Linked DNA regions of Mus musculus: region 1 is linked to region 2. A link is a loop called in an ENCODE intact Hi-C map of the cell type or tissue named here. Cell type or tissue: gastrocnemius. All regions are shown on one strand. Links, peaks and the distances in the headings refer to the core of each region. The heading gives the core; the rest is flanking DNA.

Region 1 (5,382 bases), core at 113-5,112, 83 kb after region 2:
GTTAATAATAGAGCCACACAAACTGTTTTTATGGGATAAATTGTCTTTTGCAATTATGTTGTTTCTCACGAGAATGGTGTTGGCACGAGAAACATCATGAAATTCTGCCTTAAATAACTTTATTTTCAACCTTTCTAGGTAGCATCCCAGCCCAAAACTTGTGTCGTGAAATCCAAGACTTTGACCCAGATAATGTGATAGGATCTTCCTGTGACTTGGGGCCATATTCTACTTAGATGAACTCGGAACTTCCAGCTTTCCCGAGCGCTTGGCACTACAGGCAGGCTTCTTGCTTGCTTGGTATACGTTACCATGCCATCTCTGCCTCAAGATGGGGGTAAGTGGACTGGCCGAACCGTACTAGAGTATGTTTAGAAAATATGATATTCAAGCTCTGGAAGTGTCACCGTTCGTAGCTTTAACCTGCTAGACGCAGCATATATATTTCGGGTCACAATGTATTTTAGTGACGGCTGTTCATTTCATATTTCTTTTTAAAGTTATTCAGGGATCATCTCCTGTGGATCTGGGTACAGAATTACCTTACCAATGCACAATGAAAAGGAAAGTGAGAAAAAAGAAGAAGAAGGGAATTATTACAGCTAATGTTGCCGGAACAAAGTTTGAAATTGGTGAGTTTCTTCAGAATTCTGCACTTTTCATAATTTCTGGAAAGACTGCCTTGGCATTAAAAGCAGTGTAGGGTTCTGGAGAGACAAATAGTTTTACGTAATGGATTTTCAAATTACTTCTATAAAATTTCTGACAGATTAGAAGAATTCTTTTCCCATGCAGTGGGGGATGATCTGCTTTTAAAAGATGCTAATAGATTTCTAAATTGTCAGTTCAAACAAAGAAATGCATGCAATTAACTTGACTTTCTCTTAAGAGCAAAGCTGCAGGTCTGGTGCACAACTCAGGATTTTTCTGTCATGTTTAAAAGTACTAGCTATCTGAGCTTTGAAGTACATCATGAAAAGATTTAGATACATCTGATCATATAAAGATTTGTGAATATAGAGTATATCTTTTCAACTATCTTTATGTAATCTGAAAGTGTTGGCCTGACTAGTGGGTGGATACTCGAAGATCTTAGACTTAAGTAGTCAGCTGAGCTGCCCCCATCACTGCCTGACTCTCTCCTTGTCTTGTCACTGGGGGGTCACCACTTATGCCTGAAGCTCAGATGTGTTAGTGTTACTCATGTGTAGATTTCTGTCCCTGTTGCTCCTGTCTGCTGTGAGCCTGGTAGAGGAGGAATCTTGCAGGCCCCGTTGCTACAGCTTTCATGCTTTATATGTGTCCAAATGGCACACAGACAGCGGAGCCCTGAGGAGGCCATCATGACATGAACGCCTTGTGTATGTACTTGAAGAAACAGGATATCAATATAGCCCCAAGCTTCATCCTGCTGCTCTTAGAAAGCAGCTCCCTGAACTCATGTAGATGGTGTCTTAGTTAGGATTTCCATGGCTGTGAAGAGACACCATCACCAAGACAACTCTTATAAAGGCAAACATTTAAGTGGAGCTGGCTTACAGTTTCAGATGTTCAGTCCATTATCATTATGGTGGGAAGTGTGGCAGCCTGCAGGAAGACATGGTGCTGGAGGAGCCAAGAATTCTACATCTTGATCCAAAGACAGGCAGAAGGAGACTCTTTCTGTAGGCAGCTAGGAGGACTGGGACGAGTCTGGGCATAGGAGCCTCAAAGCCCACCCCCACAGTGATGTACTTCCTCCAATAAGGCCACACCTCCTAACAGTGCCACTTCCTATGGGCCAAGAATGTTCAAACCACCACAGATGGTCTCAGGGCTTCTTTAAGTATATTCCAGGCCTCACTGCATATAAAACCAGTTGTTTATCTAACAAATAGCCAAGAGCCCCTAGGATTTGAGATCAGCTGTGCCTGATTATCAGTTTTACACCTGATCAAAGTCAGCCACACAATTCCCATCTCTTCTCAAATATTAGCGGATCATGGTATAAAGGAAACATTAAATAATGGAACTTGTAAGCACTGGCATGTAGATATACTTTTCTTTTAGAACTCAGAATTCACTGGCACTCACTCAAATGCTACCCCAACTGTATCACTCGTCTTAAATTTAAACTCAAAACTTGTTGAAAGAAAAATGCCAGTATACTAACTGTAACATCTAGGCCTAAGAGGAGCACATGTGTTTTGTGCTCAAAAGGATACCCCAAGAGTAATCTTTTTTTCAGTGGGATCTCAGGGTTGGGGCAGTAGAGATCCAATCTCCAAGTCCCCTGTGAATTCTGTTTCAGTGCTTCCTACTCTGAGGAAACAGAGCTGACTTGTTGACAGGAAGGGTGAAAGGCACAGGGCAGATCTGATGGTCAAGGGTATTTTTACCTTTCCAATTTTATACCCAGTCCCAGGTGTTGGGGAAGCCCTGAGGGTGAATGTACCTGTGTAGAGTTATATCAGCTGTCTCTGTGTTTTTACTGTACTAAAGTCACTCTCTAAACCCTCTGCAAGTGCTGTGTTTTGGGAAATTGCGCAGGACTATGACTAAGGCTTTTTGGTGCAACCTAATTCAGTTCCCAGCTTCTGTGGAGAGCAATTTGGTAAAAGTGCCGTCACTGGTAATGAGCTTATGCTATAAGGAGTGGGGCCAGTCTGCACCTGGAACACTGTGGGTATACGCATGTGCATTTCCATTGTGAATGTCTTTAAGGTGTTCTGGCTCAGGTTTGATGTAATCGTCTCTTTTCAGTTCGTTTAGTAATAGATGAGATGGGATTTATGAAAACTCCTGATGAAGATGAGACAAGCAATCTTATCTGGTGTGATGCTGCTGTTCAGCAGGAGAAGATTACAGACCTGCAGAACTACCAGGTGGGGACTGACAGTCAGCATCGGGGAGAAAGTCACACCACTTCCACCACTTCCGTCATGGTTTTATTTAGCTTCTTAATCTGTCCACATATTAGCTTTCAGTTCTGAGTTCCCTGGGCCGCCTGTCTCGTTGCTCGCTGGCTGTGCTGACTCTTTGCATTAAGCCCGTGTCATTTCCAAACTCAACCTTTAGCTTTTTTCTTTAAAGATGGATCAACAGGGAAAAATTCTAAGTTGATGCTTTGAGTTATGTACACCTTAAGATGAGTGACAGGGAATGGATTGTCTTAGTGGACAAAGACCTTATAGCTTCAGCTCCATTAGTCTGACTTTTACATCTATAGTGCAGTACAAATGTGTTTAGAAGAAATGGAAAGCAAATTGAAAAACCTACAAGGGATCCAAAGCAATCGATGTTTGCTACTTACCCTCCCTCCCTTCTTCCCCTTCCTCTCTCCTCCTCCCTCCCTCCCTCTCTCCTTCCCTCCTTTCCTCCCTCCCTTCCTCCCTCCTTCTCTCCTTCCTTCCCTCCCCTTTCCTTCCTCTCCCCTCCTTCCCCCTCCCCTTCATTCCCTTCCCTCCCTCCTCCTCTCCTTTCCTCCCCTTCCTTTCTCCCTCTCTCCTCTTCCTCCCTCCCCTCATCTTCTTCATTGCTTAGATTCTAAGAATACATAGTAGACCAGATGGAGTAAATATTTTAAGTCCCATGTTATCAATGCCTGTATTCTATTATTCCAAAAGCAATTTGGATATTAAATTGTCACCTATCCAACACAGAACATTAGAACTTTATTATCTTTGTAATGTCTTTTCCAGATTTGATAAAAATTTTATAGTTTTATTCACTGATTATCATATTTTTTAATTTCATAAGTCACTAGCCATCTAATTTTAAATCCTTTACATTAATAATTTCCAATTTATTAGAACATAAGTCTCAGATATTTTGTGATGTGTTGCAGTATACAAGTCTATTCATTGATTCATTAAATGTTAATATTTACCTTTTTATTTTTCAGAGAATCAACCATTTTCCAGGAATGGGAGAGATCTGTAGGAAGGATTTCTTAGCAAGAAATATGACGAAGTAATCTTCATTTTCTTCTAATAGAGAAGACCTGGTCAAGCTTATACTGTGGTGGTGCTCTGTTGTGTGAGGTTTTATTCACCTGAGTGCTCATCAGCTGGGAGAGAGACCTGAGCTGGAGGGGTCTTGAGGTTCCCTGGTTCTAGCCTTTCACTTTGCACAGGAGGCCACTGAGGCCCAGAGAGGTGACTTCTTGCAGAGTCATAACAGCTCCTAGTGGGGCTTCCCCTTTTTATTAGAATCTGATGGCTCTTTAGAAACAAAATGATTGATACCTGTTCAGTTTCTGGTTAAGCCTCACGGAAGTCATTTGTTGCATTGTATCCTGTGTGTTTAGTGGCTCGTAAACACCACACTTTTCAAGTGCTATCCTAGATGCCCGCAGGCATGCTCCTAGACACCTGTACTCACACTCATCAGGATTATTTATGCACACATCTCCAAGGTCAGGAACTAGAATAGTCATCCTTCCAGGGAAAACCTGGTAACAGGAGCTCAACTGTTTTGTTGGGGAAAAAACTGTAGAATTTTTATGCAGTATATATATCTGTTGGGTAGATTTAGTTTGGGTTTTCTCTTTTTTTTGGCTTGAGAATGTAGAGTGACATTTGTGTAATTTTGAAAGAAAGGAGTATTCACTAGAAAACAATCATAGAACCATGCATATAATTAAAGATTAAATATTGACATTATTCATGTGTATGTTTTTAATTGTAATTATTCATATAATTTTACATCTAGCTTAAACATCAAAACTAATAATTTTTAAGTAGGTGAGATACGTAAGATACATAGTCACATATGTAAAAGAAAGCTACCACATGGGTTGTTTTAAAGATTATTGGCCTAGTAAAAGCCTTAACTCAGCCTAATTTCAGGTCATTGTTAAATATAATAAATGATTGTAAAGGCGCTAATGCAAAAATTACAACATTAATGCAAACTTTATTTTTTTAAAAAATCAAAATAATAAATTAGTCAATATTGTCCCTTCTTTGCATTGAGATTATCTAGTTGCAAGATTAACGAACACTAAGCAAATGCAGTTGGAAATTACATTATTTCCTGTCTCATGGTGGTAATGCCACGTTTGTGTGCATACACAGGAAAGAGAGGAAAGGCGAAAGGAATGGGGGGGGGAGGGCGTGGGGAAGGGGAAGGGAAGAGGAAGGTGAGGGGAAGTTGTGCTGTGATGTGTATATACTTGTGTCTGCAGGTGCGTGCTCCTGCAGACCAGAGTGGGAAACTGTATCCTCCTCTGTCACTCTCTGCCTCACCTCCTGCAGACAATATCTCTCACTGAACCTGGAGATGGGCTGTGGGTACTCCCAGTAATCCTACTGCCTCCACTTCCCTGTAGTACTGGGGCTCTAAGTGCATATGTGGCTGCACCTCAATATTTACTTAGGTTCTGGGAATTTGAAGTCATGT
Region 2 (5,382 bases), core at 242-5,241:
TTCACCTGATGCTACACAGTAAGTGACACTTTAGGATCTTGTCCACAGGTCTACGAGGAAACCCAAGCAGGTGGTAGCTACTCTGAGAGAGGACAGATTAATTAGTGATGCAGAGGTAGTCAGAGCCTCAGAGCTGTTCTTTACTCTCTCGTTGATAACATGATCTCAATTCTTGTTTCTTCAGGTCTGGCACTTGGTTGGGTCTTGAGTTAGGATGATTTCGTAGACTAAACTCTTAAGTGTATCTCTTAAAGTGTATTCTGTGTATCAAGAGAAATTTAAATGATTACATTTAAAATATGAGCCACAAATTTTCAGGAATAATTCATCTGAAAAGTACACAGAAGAGTTGGGGACAGAGTGGTAAGCCATGTTCTGTCATTACGTTTTATGACATTGTACCACTTCTTTGCTACAGAAGAGCACCAGCACACCTGGCTGACACTTCCCCCTGTGAGCCCTGAGAGCTGAGCCATGACCGTCTCCTATATCCCATGGGACATCTGCTGTCTTCTTTCGACACTTCACAATATTTTTCAAATGATTCTAATGTTCTTCAGTTTCTATAAATAAGTTCACACAAGACTTTGTCATAGCTGCTAGTTTAAATGCATATCGTCTAGGGGAAGTGTATAGACTGCTGGAGAGTGGACTATCATTAAAAATATAAGAACTGTGCAAGATAGCACTTGCTAAGAAAATTACTGGGCTGATCCAACTATCAAGCATATTTTCATAACACAATTAGCATACATTGTACAAGAGAAATAGGGGAAAAGCAATGTTACATGGATATAGTATTTTGTCATACTTCATTTTTTGTGAGTCTGTACAATTAGTTACTACATTTGCACAATTACTAAGATAACAAGGAAGTCCTAATTCTACATCGGCTTTTCAAGTTGTCACATGCTCACCAACAGTTTGCCCTGCTGTTCCATGCCCTGGAACGAACCTTATTGATGAAACATAACCCGTTAAATCTGACTGTTGTTTACATTCCACAAAAGCAATAGCTAGACTCTCTTCTGTCAACTCAACTCTGCTTTGTTCATGAGAATCAAAAGCTGTTTGCTTCAAGCTAATTACAAGATTGGCTTCATTCTTCTGTTATAAACACAGACACAATGGAAGACGTTACTTACAGTAACACGAACAAATTGTCAGACTTACTTCAAGGACTGAGATGTCATTAACCTATGGCAATGTAACAAAAGTCAGGGACCGTTCTCTAATTATTGTGAATTATAAATTATAATATGAGCCGAATAATGGCACACAATTTTCTCACAGCCTGTTACACAACACGCATATATGTGTATGCTTACATATAAAACCAAGTTGCTACACAGAAACTCAATTCCCACGACCCTTTTGTCTTGAAATTTTGTACACAGTACTGAACGTCTGAACTTTCAGCTCTCGGAAGAAAGCACTTCAACTCTGAAATGCCTCTAAGTTTTACAGGCATCCTGGAACATTCCTGGATGTCTAGAGTAAACGCAACGCTGTCTCACTTATTTTTCCTCGAATGGATAAAGTTGCTGCTTGTATTTATGTCTGCCATCTCTAATCTCTTGGGTGAAAGAAAGAGCCTTAGACACTAAGGGTTAACGTCACCTTTGGAGACCCTCACGGACACTCACCTTGTGAGAAAACTGATATACATCCAGGAGAAGGAGAAAAAGCCAAGTCAACCCAAACGTACTACCTGTGGCTCCCTTAAAGGAGGGTCTGGGTGTTGGGGGCTCTGGGAGAAAGAAGAGCTAAGGGTGCGATCACAAAAGGACCATATTTGGGGACGCGTTCCAGACCGTGGCAGCCCTCCTCGCTCTAGTAAGAAAGGGGATCACAGGGACCTCGCTGCCCGCCTTCCCTCTCTCCAGTGAGCCCCGGGGCTTGGCCCTCACCCCCGAGCCTTCGTGGGGGAGGGGACAGAGGAGGAGGCGGCCGGCCCCCGCGGCCACTGCAAGGCCCGGCCCGTGGCTCGCGCGCGGCCTTGGGGGGGACACCGGCCCAGGGCGCTGCACCGCGCGGCGGCCCATCCGGCGGGAACCCAGCCAGGGCCTTCGACTCGACTCACCGCTCTCCACTTCGCTGCCTTTCTTGGCGATCGCAGTGTTCCCCATGACCCGGGAGTCCGCAAGCAGGGATGACGGAGGGGAGGGGACCGGGGCCGTCCCGCCGCCCGCCCCGCAGTCGGCAGCAACTTTGGCTAGGCTTTGGCTAGGCTCCCGCAGACCCTAGAGCGCGGCGTCCGGCTGCACGGAGGGGCTGGGTGTCCGGGAGAGATGCTGAGAGCTCTCCGGCAGAGACCGGGACCGTGGCGGTGGCGGCGGTGGCGGCGGTGGCGGCGGCGGCAGCGGCGGCGCGCGGACACTCCCCCTTCCCGAGCCCGCCCTCCACGCGCGTCCCCGACACGGCGCGTCCCCAGGAGCCGCACACCCGGACTGCGACCTCCGCCTCTTTCCGGGCGGGCGCGCCGGAAGTGACGCGGTCAAGCCCCCCGGCGGGCGGGAGCCCCTCTGTGCAGGGTTGTAGCGGTAACTTATTGCTTGTTGCGTGGATGCTGGGCTTGGCCGCGGAGGCTAAGCTCGAAGTAGCGAGGGACGTGGGGACCGTTAGTTTGGAAGCACCCCAGATCCTTCCTCGGCCTGGCATCCGGTGCCCCAGAGCCGGGCGGGGGGCACAGTGCCAGGGCTCGGCCTGCTCCCGCATCCGTGTGGCCCGCGTTCCGCACGCCGTGGTTGCTCTCGCTTGATCTTCCTGCGTGGCTGCAGGGACGTGCGTGCGCCCCTCCGCGTCCTGCCGACCCTGCTGACCCTGAGGTCAGCGTTGGCCAGGAATGTCTTTTCTCAGCTCCCAGCTGTCATTGGAACTTCTTCCCTTCGCTCTTCTAGGTATTCTCCCAACACACCAGGTCAATCACCAACATTCTTGACAGCTTATCCCTTCCCGAGTTCCTTCTTCATGGTCTCACCTGATTGCCCTCACAAATTCTGTCAGGCTTTCTAAGGAGAGATATGGGAATGTGTTGCCTGTTTTACACAAGTACGTTATGTGCATCAACACAGTCACAAATTTCAAAATAAACGCATTCCCAATTGATTGTTGCGCTTCCATGCATCTGAGAGTACTTGAGCTTTTCCGTGAGGTTATTAGAAATTAATCACCTAGCCCTCTGGTAGTTTTTGTTCTGGTTTTTTTTTTTTTTTTTTTTTTTTTGAGCTTTTGCTATCTAAAAAAAAAGCATTCCAAATTTAGAACAGAAAGATTAACTTCTGGAAGGGCAGAGACCATGTAAGTTTATTTTGTGTCTGCAGCACAAACCACAGTTGGCGCGTAATGAACGGATGGTTGTTGGCTGCTAAGGAGATTTCCCAGAACATTTTAAAAGTTTTGTTATTGGGGAAAAAAAGTAGCGGTGAGTGGAAGATTCTAAACAGATTCATACTTCTATTATTGGCAATTATGTTAAATTACCAAGCATGTACACCAAGTATACTGCGTTCTAAGTGTTGTACAAATAGTAATTAGTTTCCTCATAAAGTCCCTATGCAAATGTGGCAAGACTATCATTGTTTTACTTAAGATCCACAGAGGCACAGAGACATTAAAGGACTTATCCAAAGCTAATTAGAAGACCTTGAAATGAAGAAGGTAAAGCCATACCATCTCAAAAAGCGCCAGAATGGTATATTTATTATTTCTATTTAAAATCAATTGAAAGGTTATAACTTCAGAATAGACCATTGGTGCTCTTTCATTTCAACAAGCCATATTGTGTGGGGAAAATGTCCTTTACATACCAAGATAAGAAAATAACCTTAGTCACCAGATACTATTAATTGGGGGATACCACGAACTGGAATAAACTGTGACATAACTCTCAAACATACCCCTACATATATATCTCTTCAGACTATGCCAGGAACTTAGTGCACTATCATCGATATATATATACTGTATCAGTCACTTCTTCAGACTTTACTATTTGTGAAGATCTTCAAGTACTTGTAAAATTGATAATTTACCTGTTTCTCTGGCTAATCAGCTCTGGCGTTTTGGATTCCTAGATACAACCAAAGAACCCCCCACAAAAACTGAAGTGGGATAGTGTGGTGGTTTGAATAGGCATCACATCCATAGACTCGTGTGTTTGAATGCTTGGCCATAGGGAGTGGCTCTATTAGGAAGTGGAGCCTTGGAGGAAGTGTGGCCTTGTGGGGGTGGGCTTTGAGGTTTCCTATGCTCAAGCTAAGGTCAGTGACACAGTCCCTCCTTGCTGCCTCTGAATCAAGATGTAGAGCTCTCAGCTCCGTCACCTTTTCTGCCTGCGTGCTACCATGCTTCCCACTATGATGATATTGGACTAAACCTCTAAGATTGTAAGCCAGCCCTAATTAAGTGTCCTTTATAAAAGTTGCCTTGGTCATAGTGTCTCTTCACAGTAATAAAACCCTAATTAAGACAGATAGAAGTGTTCTGTCTCTCTGATAAGCAGCTGGGCTCCAAGTATGGGCTCAATCTTCATGTGGGTCCCCCAACAACTGGAAAGGGGGCTGTCCCTAAATCTATTGCCTGTTTGTGGATCCTGTTTCCCTAACTAGGATGCCTTGTCTGACCTCAGTGGGAGAGGATACACCTGACCCTACAGAGACTTGATGTGCCAGGGTCGGGGGAGGGGAGTGGGGAGGATACTGGGGGGGGCTCACCCTCTGAGATGTGAAGGGGAGGGGATGGGCAGAGGGACTGTGTGAGAGGAGACTGGGATGGGGGAGCAATCAGGATGTAAAATGAATAAATTAATGGGAAAAGGTGTGGCTTTTGTTTCTACTGTAAGTCAGACAGACATCTGTGTTGTGGTGAATTGCATCCCCTCCATATGAAATGTCACTGAATTGGAAAGATAGACAATTAGTTTAGTCCGTGAGAATGTTGGGTATATTGTTTCCTAAGTTTCCACTAAATACAAACAGAATACCAATACTAAGGGAACACTGGGCCCATACCGATAATCCCAGAGTGAGGAAGCAGAGACAGGTGGATCTCTGAGTTCAAGGTCAGCCTTGTCCACATAGTGAGCTCCAGGGTAGCCAGGGTTACACAGACTCTGTCTCAAAGAGAGACGGGGGCGTGAGTGGTGGAGAAAAGAAAACAAGTAGACCACAGAATATGAGGTTTTGTCAGCACCCAGTGATATCACACCCTTTTCCAGTTTTAGCTTTGTGAATGTGAGTTTTGTATACGTTAAAAGTCTACTAAAAATCACATACACTCCAAATGTTATCGACTTTGTCTGGGAAGGACCTTCCTAGACCCCTTAGAATACTCCTGTTGCCTCCCTAACAGTGACTTTTACTATGTATACAGGCCTGAAGA

Evidence for each region. Peaks named below come from ENCODE experiments on the same cell type or tissue, not always from the same donor. Only the 100,000 strongest peaks of a DNase experiment are listed, where the experiment ranks them.
Region 1: it touches region 2 in a loop (5-fold over the local background); 4 of 42 quality-filtered maps call a loop at or near these places.

What each region holds. Positions count from the first base shown.
Region 1 is chr3:146,893,864-146,899,245 of GRCm38, forward strand. It overlaps Ttll7 (tubulin tyrosine ligase-like family, member 7), which reads left to right. Exons shown (of 21, transcript NM_001357217.1): 2 at 139-337; 3 at 501-632; 4 at 2,743-2,864; 5 at 3,884-3,951. The coding sequence starts at 313. Among named protein-coding and RNA genes, the nearest start is that of Ttll7, 44 kb to the left of the region's middle. In gastrocnemius, for the core only: no CTCF peak of the experiment used is centred there; no DNase peak of the experiment used is centred there; H3K4me3 peaks cover 1,618 bases; H3K27ac peaks cover 4,082 bases.
Region 2 is chr3:146,810,555-146,815,936 of GRCm38, forward strand. It overlaps Prkacb (protein kinase, cAMP dependent, catalytic, beta), which reads right to left and starts at 2,392. Exons shown (of 10, transcript NM_011100.4): 1 at 2,084-2,392. The coding sequence starts at 2,129. It overlaps LOC115486180 (a long non-coding RNA gene), which reads right to left and starts at 2,076. Exons shown (of 2, transcript XR_003954577.1): 1 at 1,647-2,076. In gastrocnemius, for the core only: no CTCF peak of the experiment used is centred there; a DNase peak (open chromatin) is centred at 2,494; H3K4me3 peaks cover 2,649 bases; H3K27ac peaks cover 2,613 bases.